Linked DNA regions of Mus musculus: region 1 is linked to region 2. The links are chromatin loops, found by intact Hi-C in ENCODE. Cell type or tissue: gastrocnemius. All regions are shown on one strand. Each heading gives the region's core, and the rest is flanking DNA. Links, peaks and the distances in the headings are about the cores only.

Region 1 (5,373 bases), core at 289-5,288, 470 kb after region 2:
TCATTCATTCATTCATTCATTCATTCATTCATTCATTCAACAAACACTATATGTCCACTGTATGCCTGTCCCTGTTGTAGGTCTTGGGACAGGAATATTAGAAAGAAAACAACCAACCAACCAGATAGCCTCTGCCCTGAAATGGGGTTGTAGCTCAGGATGTAGGGTACTTGTCTAGCATACTTGAGGTTCTGGGTTCCACCATCAACACCACATAAACTGCTCTGCTGGCTCATACCTGTAATCCCAGCATTCAGGAGGCAAAGGCAAGAAGATATGACGTTTACAGCCAGCCACAAGCTACATAAGACTTTAGCTATAACAGCAGTAACAATAAACAGACAGACAGACAGACAGATACCTCTGCTCCAAGATGGGTGTGGTGACTCACACCTATGATCCCAACAGAAGGATCACTGGGTTAGAGGGCAGTCTGTGATACCCAGTACAAATGCAGGCTCCAGAGCAAAGCTCTGTCTAAACATATACACACAGCACACAAGAAAGTCTGTCATCCGCCAGGAGTGAAGGGATGAGTGGGAGGAGCCCAAATCAGGGAGGTCAAAGAATGTAGACCCTTGTGGGCTCTTAGAACCGGGAGAGTAACTTTAGAGTCCTGGTCGTTTGGAGAGCAGCAAGGGACATGGATTTGTCAACAGCCTCTTCCTGGCTGCTAAAATAGCCAGTGGCTGGAGATGGGGCTCAGTGGGAAGAGCTTGCCTCACACGCATGAAGCCCTAGGTTCTGTAAACCAGGTGCGGCTGCACACAGAAGGTGAGGTCAGGGGTGGGATCTTCTGTCGTTGCTGTCTTCCTTTGTTTGTGTTGGTTTTCCAGACAAAGATTCTCTGTGCCACCCTGGCTGCCCTGGAACTCACTCGGTGGACCAGGCTAAGAGAAGTGGAATTATTTATTTATTTATTTTTGGTTTTTCGAGACAGGGTTTCTCTGTAGCCCTGGCTGTCCTGAAACTCACTTTGTAGACCAGGCTGGCCTTGAACTCAGAAATCCGCCTGCCTCTGCCTCCCAAGTGCTTGGATTAAAAGCATGTGCCACCACTGCTAGGTAATGGCACATATCTGTGGGCACATGAGTATGTGTGTATGCAGAGGAGTGCTGGGATTAAAGGCATGTGCGAGAAGTGGAATCTTAAAATCCTTTTTAGCTACATAGTTTCAGCCCTGAGAGCACTTTAGTTACATAGAAGTCAGGGTGGGCTGCAGGAATTCCTGTCTCAAAAACAAAACAAACAAAAACAAACAAAAAAAAACAACAAAGAAAAAAATCAGACTTGAGAAATGAAAACAAAGGCAACCACAGTGGCAGAAGTGGAAAACCACTTGCCCTGTTTGATAAGGAAGAAACCTAAAGTTTATAGGCACTTAGCTTCAGGACTTGAGACTTAATTGCAAATCTGCCTGGCCATAGGACCTGTGCTCTGAACACTGCTGAGAGTGCCCCCCACTACTGCTACCACCACAGACCCCATCATTACCAAAGATGACACCACCACCACCACCATGGACACAACCACCACCACTACAGACTCACCTGAACAAAGGACAGAGCTTTACAAGTCTCCTGAAGCACTTCTTGAGGAGCCAAGGGCAAAGGCACACCAGCAGCTACTCTCTGCCCTCCTCCCTGCAGCTCACCTGTCCCCTGCTGTTTGTTCTGCAGGCCCAGGAAGGCCTCCCAGCTACCCAGGGCAGAGATGGGCACCAGGGGATCCAGAGTCCAGCTCTGATTGATAGCAGTCCCGGACTGAACAGGGGTCGCTGGGGCCCCAGGCCTCCCTGAGCCTGTGGGTAGCCAGGCCCCACTGAACAGACCCAGCAGCGTGGTGAACTGGCTACGGAACATCACTTGGCTGTGCAGTCGTTTGTCTGTTTGTCTTAAAATGGGCTCAGGGTCCTTCGCAGTGGGCCCTGCTGTCTAGTGTGTGGAGTGCGGGCCCTCAGAGGTCTGCTTTTTATCACTGTTCCCTGGAGAGCAGCTTGAGAGTTGTTTTCTGGGAGCTCACAGCAGGGAAGGAAGGGAAGCTGACCTGGCCAATCCCACAGCTCCTCCCAGCCTGCTGAGAGTCCCTGGGGGGGCTGAGCCTGCTCCATGGGGACCATGAGAATCAAGGTAGGCAGGCCCAGGGGACAGCAGCTAAGGGGTCTTTTGAACCCTCAGACCCCTATTCATCCACTTAGTGACATCACACCCTTCGGTGCTGCCCTGAAGTTTCTTGGCTGTGCACCTTCATGCAAGGTCATTAACCACCTTGGGCTTCATCCCTTCTCTGTAACAGGATACTGGCAACAGCATCAGATACAACCTCAGAGGTTGTGTTGAGGACTCAGAGAGACCTGAAACACACATACTCATGCTCATTTGTCTCATGAACCCATAACTTTTTCCCCCTGTTCTGAGGAAGAAACCTTTATGAATTATAAACAGCTCTGCAGCACTCCTGTACCCAAACGACAATGAATTAACCTGACTGCTACTACTGTATTACTGGGTGGGGTGGAGACAAGACCTCTGTATTATGTAGCTCAGATTGGCCATTATCTTGAGCTTCATCCACTTCAGTCTCCTGAGTACAGAGACTGCAGGTATGGGCCACAACTCCCATATCTGTCATCCCAGCACATAAAAAGCACCGGCAGGAGGATCCAGAGTTTAAGGGCAGCCTTGGCTAAAGAGCGATCTTGTTCCAAAGGAAAAATAAAACAATAGGATGAAATGAATTTCAGAGGGATCAAGGTACCGGTTTCTGATACCTGGGCCGTCAGGGAAGACCCCCCCCCACCCCCACCCCCAAGAAGGTGACACTTTTGCAGAGACCTGAGATGCTGATACAAGCGATGGGAACAGAGTGGTGGGAAGTACACAGAAGACGTGAGATTGCATCCCAGACTTTGGGTTCTCAAGGCGCCTGTGGGGGTCGGACACGGCCCTTGTCGGTGCATCTCACACCCAGGTGAGGAGGAGCAAGGCATGGCGGCAGGAGCGTGAGAAGCTGCTGCCTGGGTCCTTCCCGCGGCGCGCTCGCCATCTAGCGGCCGCTACACCCTGGGACACTAGCTTCCAGCCTGCTGTTCCTCAAACATCCTTTCTGAAGAACCTCCAGCCAACTCCAGTCCTATACCGACAAAGGCTGCAGCCCAAGCATTGCAGCGGCCTTGACGTTTTCTCTGCCAGAATCCCCCACTTCTCACTTCCACCTCACTTCTTTTTGGATGAGCGCACTCACCTCACCTCCCACTTTCTCCTTTGCTCCACGTGGCTGCCAGGAGACACCTGAGAGCACTTCAGTCAGGTCAAGGCCCTTGGCTTACATCCCTCCAAGGTGCCCATCTCCCTTCTGGAGCAGGCTAAAGACCTTTCCAAATCCCACCAAATCCTGCACGGGGATCTCTCCATCATTTTCTCAACCTCGCCTACCCATCCTTGCCCCTGTTTCTCACTCTAGCCAGAGTTTCACAGAAATTTCCAAACTTCTCAGGCAGAGTCCCACAATACCTTGCAGCCACACAGAGAGCCTTCTGTACCCACAAATAGTGATTTCAAGGATTCAACCAACTCCAATCTGAGGACTTGGTAACCAAGTGAGGCTATCTAATGCAAGTGTTTAAACATACCTGGCACATTAGGTTTCTGCGATATACACACACACACACACACACACACACACACACACACATATATACACATATATATTTAAGTTTTAGTTTTTTAAGACAGGGTCTCCTCACAACCATCACAAACAGCTGTAATGGGATCCAGTGTCCTCTTCTGGTGTGTCTGAAGACAGTGACAGTGTACTTACATATATAAAATAATAAATCTTTTTAAAAATAAAAAAAAAAAAGACAGGGTCTCTTTATGTAGACATAGCTGCATATTTGACTTTTACAAGCTGGCCAGCACTTGGGAGGCAGAGACAGGTAGATCTCTCTGAGTTCAAGGCCAGCCTGGCTCCAGGGCAGCCAGGGATAAGCAGCGAAACCTTGTCTCAAGAACATAAAAATAAATAAAAAATATTTGAATTTCCCAGAAAAGCATGTTTATGGACATGCATTTGAAGCTTTCAGTACTCTGTGGTACGAGGCTGACATTTACGGTAAGCAGCCAACCAAACAACAACCAAAGACTGAGCTTCAAGGTCTAAAGCAATCCTTGAGGATTCACTTTTATTATGTTGCAAGTGTGTCTGCCACATGGATACAGTTTATCTCGAAGGCCAGAGAAGGTCCCTGTACCCCCAGGCTGAAGGTACATGTGCTCATGAGACTTTCTTTCTTTCTTTCTTTTTTTTTTTTTTTTGGTTTTCCGAGACAGGGTTTCTCTGTGTAGCCCTGGCTGTCCTGGAACTCACTCTGTAAACCAGGCTGGCCTCGAACTCAGAAATCTGCCTGCCTCTGCCTCCTGAGTGCTGGGATTAAAGGCGTGTGCCACCACGCCCGGCTCATGAGACTTTCTACGTGGGAGCCGGGGACTGAACTCTGGAAGAACCAGTGAGCTATCTCTGCAGCCCAGCTTTATTTCTGTCCTGTGCAACACTGGCAGAATTACTATCCAACAGATCAGTGAGGTGGGTTCCATCTATTTGATTACTTCCTCGCATTTGACTGTGGGAAAAATTCAAAGGAGCTTTTTTTTTCTTTTCTTTTCCATTAAAAACCGCGCATTTGCTGATCGTGGTTGCAGACACCTCTCAGCCCACACTCAGAGGCACCGGCTGACAGAGCTCTGTGAGTCTGAAGCAAACTCTACATAAGCAAGTTCTCTGCCAGCCAGGGCTACATAGTGAGAGTCTGCTTGTCACCCCCAGAGAGAAAGAGGGAGGGAGGGAGGGAGGGAGGAAAAAGAAAGATATTTTTTTACTAGATACTGTGGTGCAGGTCTGTAATTGAAACACTCTAGTGGCTGAGGCAGGAAGACTTCAAGGTTGAGGTTAATGTGTGCTGCTATTCTCAAGACGGTGTTTACATGGGGGCGGGGTGGGGCTGAGGAAGTGGCTGGAGGGGCCTGCCACTGCTTTAGATAAATTTGGGAGCTCTAGTTTCAGTGAGCCGCCCAACCTCAAAACTAAGATGGAGGAAGTCAGGTGTGGTAGTGAGTGCCTTTAATTCCAGCACTCAGGGGACAGAGGCAGGTGGTCTGGGCTAAATATCCAGTTCCAGAACACCCGAAACTACTGTGTCAGTCAGGGCTTCTATGCCTGCACAGACATCACGACCAAGAAACAAGTTGGGGAGGAAAGGGTTTATTCAGCTTATACTTCCATACTGCTGTTCATCACCAAAGGGTCAGGACTGGAACTCAAGCAGGTCAGGAAGCAGGAGCTGATGCAGAGGCCATGGAGGGATGTTCTTTACTA
Region 2 (5,373 bases), core at 204-5,203:
GACTCCGTGGCTAAAGGCTCTGGCTGCTCCTGCAGAGGACTGGAGTTCACACCACACCCACATAGTGGTTAACAATGGGCAGGATCCCATTTCAGGGGATCCAGCACCATCTTCTTACCTCCCAGGGTGTGTACACAGACAATGCACAGACTGCATGGAAAAACACTCGTGCACATAAAAAAACAGCAAAATCGGAAAGGTATAGGATGGCTCTGTGGGTAAAGGCCACTGCTACCAAGCCTGATAGCTTGAGCTCAGTCTCTGGAGCCCAAGGATGGAGGGAGAGAACTGATGCCTACAGCATTGTCCTCTGATCAGTACAGATGGCCCACGGCACACCCATACACCCATCACACACACACAGACACAGACACACACACACAATTTAAATAACAACAAGAAGAAAATAAAGGGCTAGGGGGATAGCTTAGTATATTGGGACCTGAGTTCAATCCCTAGGGTGTGTGTGTCATGTCGGGGGTGGGGGTGGGGGTGGGGACAGAGGCCAGGCATGGTGGTACAAGCTAGAATCATGATGCTGGGGAGGCAGAGACAGGCAGACTAGACTAGGCTCACTGGTCAGCTAGCATAGTCTACTCTATTCCAGGCCAGTGAGAGACTCTGTCTAAAAAACTAAGGTGGTAGCCCCTGAGGAATAGCACCTAATGTTGATCTCTGGCTTCCGCATACATATATGCACATACCAGTGCCCCATGCACACTGCAAACACATGAATATAATAAATAAAACATCGAGACAAAGAAACTAACAGACAGGCTCTCGGTGTGCTTTCTAACTACACAGGAAGCAGATCAGGACCAGCCTCTTGGTCCAGTGCAACTGAGTTTGAACTTGCCATCAGGGATCTGAAGTCCACTGGACGCAGGTCCAGAGCACAGAAAGCAAGGGCTTTAGAGGGTCCACTTTGCAGAAGGGAGCATCTAGATGTGAGAAAGCACCCCTCCCCCACCCCTCCCCACCCCACCCCAGTTCGATCTGGAGCTAGGTAGTTCTATTGCTTAGCATCAGCCACACCCTTGCGCCCTTTCAACCCATGGCCTGTGTTGCCCGGCAACTGCTAGAAGTGTCTTTCCTGCCCCCCAGTTGCCAAGGGAATACTCAATCCTGGCAGCCGGGCCTGGGGCGCTGAACTTCCGGGCGCAGGGTGGGGTGGCCTCTGCTGTTCACACCTGCTCGCGCACAGCCCTGGCCTCCCCTCAGTTTCTCTCACTCTGCTCTCCTTGTCTCCTCTCTCCCTCCAGTTTCCTCTCCTGGGATATCTGAGCGAGGCCCATGGATGCCGAGGGCCTCTTGGGGCTCTGACCCCATGCTTTCTCCCCTCAGTCATGAGCTCCTGCACAGCCCAAGGTACCCAGGCACGGACTGCACCCTGGCAGGCTCATCCAGGACTCTGCATGTCCCGTGGTCACAGCAGATGAGCGGAAGCCTCGAGGGGCCAACTCTGAAACGGCGTGGTGGCGTGGTGGACCACCGGGATGTCATCTTGGCCCACCAGGCGCACAAAATGCACAGCACCCCTCAGGCCAGAAGGAAAGAGTGGGAGTGAGTATTCACGGGGCAGGCTGTAAGGGAGCTGTGCGGGGCTTGTGGGCCAGCCAAGCCTGAACTGGCAAGCTTCAGGGGATAGAATGCGCTGATATGGTGTGGGTGACTCCAGTTGTCCCTTGACAGTCCATCAACCCTCTGCCTTAAGGTTGCCTGGAATACTCTGAACCGGCTTTGTAAAAGACCCGGATCCCTTGTGCGCAGTGGAGCCAGAAAGGACTGGCAGAGGGGACAAGTGCTTTCTCTGGGGACTTGGGTAGGGTGCGGGGAGGTGGGGCATGTTGGGAAAGGCTGGGAAATTCTGCCTTCAGAGGTACTCTGGCCCAGCTGTGAGGGAACGAGCTACGCTGATAGCTAATGGGAAGTGGTTTGGAGAAAGGTTCAACTACAAACAATCCCTTTGCCACTGCATCTCTAAGCGGATTGCTAGGGCTTAATAACATTTTATTTCAAAGGTGTAAAGCTGGGGTGGTTTCCTGGGCTGACACTGATGGCTGTGATGTACCCATGAGTAACAGCAGGAGCCGCTGATGCTAGCAAGACAGGAACCAGTTTAAGTCCCTCAGTCTTCATACCCTGCCATCCCAGGGAGGCTGCGTGTGTGTGGTCACCCTGCTTATCTGCAGCTGCCACTGTTCCTGGAGAAGGGGAAGCCTGTGGGTGCTGATGGGCGGGAACGAATGCAAGGTGGGCCTGAGCACGTCTGGTAGGCTGGATGTGAAGCAGGCCTACTTGAAGTGCCCTCTGAGGTAGTTCCTAAGGTTATGGCTGGATGTGAAGCAGGCCTACTTGACGTGCCCTCTGAGGTAGTTCCTAAGGTTATGGCGACACCTGGTGGTATGTCTGAGCATCTATGGGCGGCGGCAAACTGACCCGCGTTCCTCACCCTTAGGTGTTGCCATGTATCCGGCTTTCCTCCCATGCATGTGTCCACCTGTTCACTCAGTATGTCTACCCATGCATCAGTTACCCCAACCATATGTCTTCCCACGTTCGCCTACTTTGCCTCTCCCTCCTCCACCCACACACTCACTGTCCAACCCATCCAATCCGTCCTTCACTAGTAACCAAAGCACCTAGATTGTGCCTCTCCAGGGCTTCTCCCCACCCTTCCTCTTCGGTCTCTCCGCATTCATGCTCTTCTTGCTTTTTTTTCTCAGAAGCAATGAGACCTTTAAAAGGTTGCAATGAGTATTCGCACAGACTTTCAGCAAGAAGATTCCCCGCCGCTCCCCCCCCCCCCCCCCCCCCCGCCTTTTGGAGACAGGGTTTCTCCGTGTAGTCCTGGCTGTCCTAGAACTTTCTTTGTAGACCAGGCTGGCCTCAAACTCACAGAGATCCTCCTGCTTCTGTCTCCAGAGTGCTGGGATTTAAGGTGTGTGCCACCACCACCTGACTCAGGAAAGAAACTTTTAGGGCCAAGAAAGTGTTTTGTTTTGTTTTTGTTTTTTCTTTTTAAGACTTATTTATTTATTTTATGTATGTGAGTACACTGTAGCTGTACAGATGGTTGTGAGCCTTCATGTGATTGTTGGGAATTTAATTTTTTAGGACCTCTGCTCACTCCAGTCAGCCCTGCTCGCTCAGTCCCTGCTCGTTCCAGACCAAAGATTTATTATTATAAATAAGTAAACTGTAGCTGACTTCAGACACACCAGAAGAGGGCGTCAGATCTCATTGTGGATGGTTGTGAGCTACCATGTGGTTGCTGGGATTTGAACTCAGGACCTTCAGAAAAACAATCCGTGCTCATATCCACTGAGCCATCTCACTAGCCCAAGAAAGTGGTTTTTGTAAAACACATTTTAATAGATTGTATTTATTTTGTGAGCAAGCACTTGGAGAGCGGTGTGGGGTGGTGTGGATGTGGAGGTCAGGTATTCTAGAGTATTCTAGTCAGGTATTCTTCCACTGTTTTCTACTCCTGCCAAGAAGACAATTTTTCAGCACATCCCTGGGTATTTACTTTGTTTATTTATAGATATATTCTGCTAAACATATCATGTGAATTAAAATGGAAATGGGGATATCCATAAAATATATAGTATTTTGAAGAAATTTTGTTTGTTGCTTTTGAGGCAGCAAATTTTCTTTCTATTCTTTTAAAAAAAATTCTTTTTCTCTTTTGTTTTTTTCCTCTCTCTCCCTCCCTCCCCCCCCCCTCTCTCTCTCTCTCTCTCTCTCTCTCTCTCTCTCTCTCTCTCTCTCTCTCTCTTTCTTTTCTCTTTTTTGGAGACAGGGGCACTCTATGTAGGCCTGGCTGTCCTGGAACCTGCTAGGTAGGCCAGGCTGGCCTCAGCCTCACAGAGCGCTGCCTGTGTCTGCTTCCTGCATGCTGAGTTATTGCTGGAAGTGGATCCTGATGCACGGGCAGGTGTTACCTTGTGATCCTGCAGTCTCTGGATTCCAGGCCTGAGTGCCAGGGTTAGCACTGACTGTCAACTTGACAGAATCTAGAGTCACCAGGGAGAAGGGCCTCCCGGGGATTGTCTTGGCTTTGTGGACTGAAATGTAGGGTCCTCCCCCTGCAGATGGCTTCCTTTCTTGACCTTCATGGGTCCCCAAACTGTAAAAAGGAGAAAGCAGACAGAGGGCCAGCACACAGGCCTCAGTCATCCCTCTCTGCTCTTCCCTGGAGGTGCAGTGTGAGTGGCTGCCACAGACTCTGCTGTGGCTTCCCCTGCAGCAAGGCCCTTATGAGCAGGAAGCTTAGAGCAAGCTTTCATTCTCAAATGTCCTCAGAGCACTTGTGGTAACTGGAACGAGACATTGGCTCCAAGTTCAACTGCAGCTAACCTCCTGCTGTGGACTTTGCCTTCCCTCTGGGTTCTTCTTTGTCTTATTCTGGACATGTTCAGTGCAGTATAAGTTGCTGGAACCCCACAAGTCTATGATCACATTCAACACTCACTAGGATCTTCAGGCTCAGGCCACAAGACCATGCCCCCCCCCTTATTTTCTGAGAATTTAAAAGCAAATCTCAGCCCTTAACTGCCTTTATAAACTTCAGTCCATCTCTAACGCACACGACCTGATCTCTTTGGGGGGTGGGGATGTGGGTGATGCTCTGTGCTATGTTTGATCATCAGCTCTGTTTTTATGATGGAGAAGTACACAGAGCACACAGCTGAACAAGCAGTGGCTTCAGAAACATCAAAATCCAGACCCAGATCTGGAAGTGGGTCCCTTATACAGCACTGGCCACTGGCCCTTGAGGCTATTGATCTAGGAGCTCCTAGGAATGGAGTCTCTGAGTAGCCATCGCTCTGACTAGATCGTCTGTGCTGTGGAGTAACCATATCAGGACGTCCTTACTGGCTCTCCCCTCCCCTCTTCCCCTCCTCTCCTTTCCCCTTTCTTCTGCCTCCCAAGTGCTGGGATTGCAGGTGTGTGCTACCAGGCTGGGCTAAAGTTCCCTTCCTTTGTGTGTGGATTTGTCTGCCTCGTGTGTGTGTGTGTGTGTGTGTGTGTGTGTGTGTGTGTGTGTGAAGGTGAACCTCAGGTGTTCTTGTCTGATCAGGAATTTGCCAAGGCTGGTCAGGCAGGGAGCCTCAGGGAGCCCATGACCTCCCAGTGCTGGGATTTCAGGTGTGCACCACTATGCCTGGTCCTCATGTCCGAGAATTGACCACTGAACCATCCTCCCAGTCCATCTTTCTCTTTTAAGGCTGAGTAATATTCCTTTGTATCTCTAGACTGTTGCACCTCTTACCTGCCCACCTAGCAATGGGACTCATGCTGGCTCCCTTCTGTGTATGAAGCCACACTAAGCATGGGTATACAAGTGTCCCCTCGGACACCCCCTTC

The links. Peaks named below come from ENCODE experiments on the same cell type or tissue, not always from the same donor. Only the 100,000 strongest peaks of a DNase experiment are listed, where the experiment ranks them.
Region 1: it touches region 2 in a loop (4-fold over the local background); 8 of 42 quality-filtered maps call a loop at or near these places.

What each region holds. Positions count from the first base shown.
Region 1 is chr8:84,820,819-84,826,191 of GRCm38, forward strand. It overlaps Dand5 (DAN domain family member 5, BMP antagonist), which reads right to left and starts at 2,005. Exons shown (of 2, transcript NM_201227.3): 1 at 1,551-2,005. The coding sequence starts at 1,862. In gastrocnemius, for the core only: a CTCF peak has its summit at 3,044 (motif pointing left); a DNase peak (open chromatin) is centred at 3,033.
Region 2 is chr8:84,355,563-84,360,935 of GRCm38, forward strand. It overlaps a transcript of Cacna1a not described here. Among named protein-coding and RNA genes, the nearest start is that of Gm23626, 22 kb to the right of the region's middle. In gastrocnemius, for the core only: a CTCF peak has its summit at 2,401 (motif pointing left); a DNase peak (open chromatin) is centred at 2,400.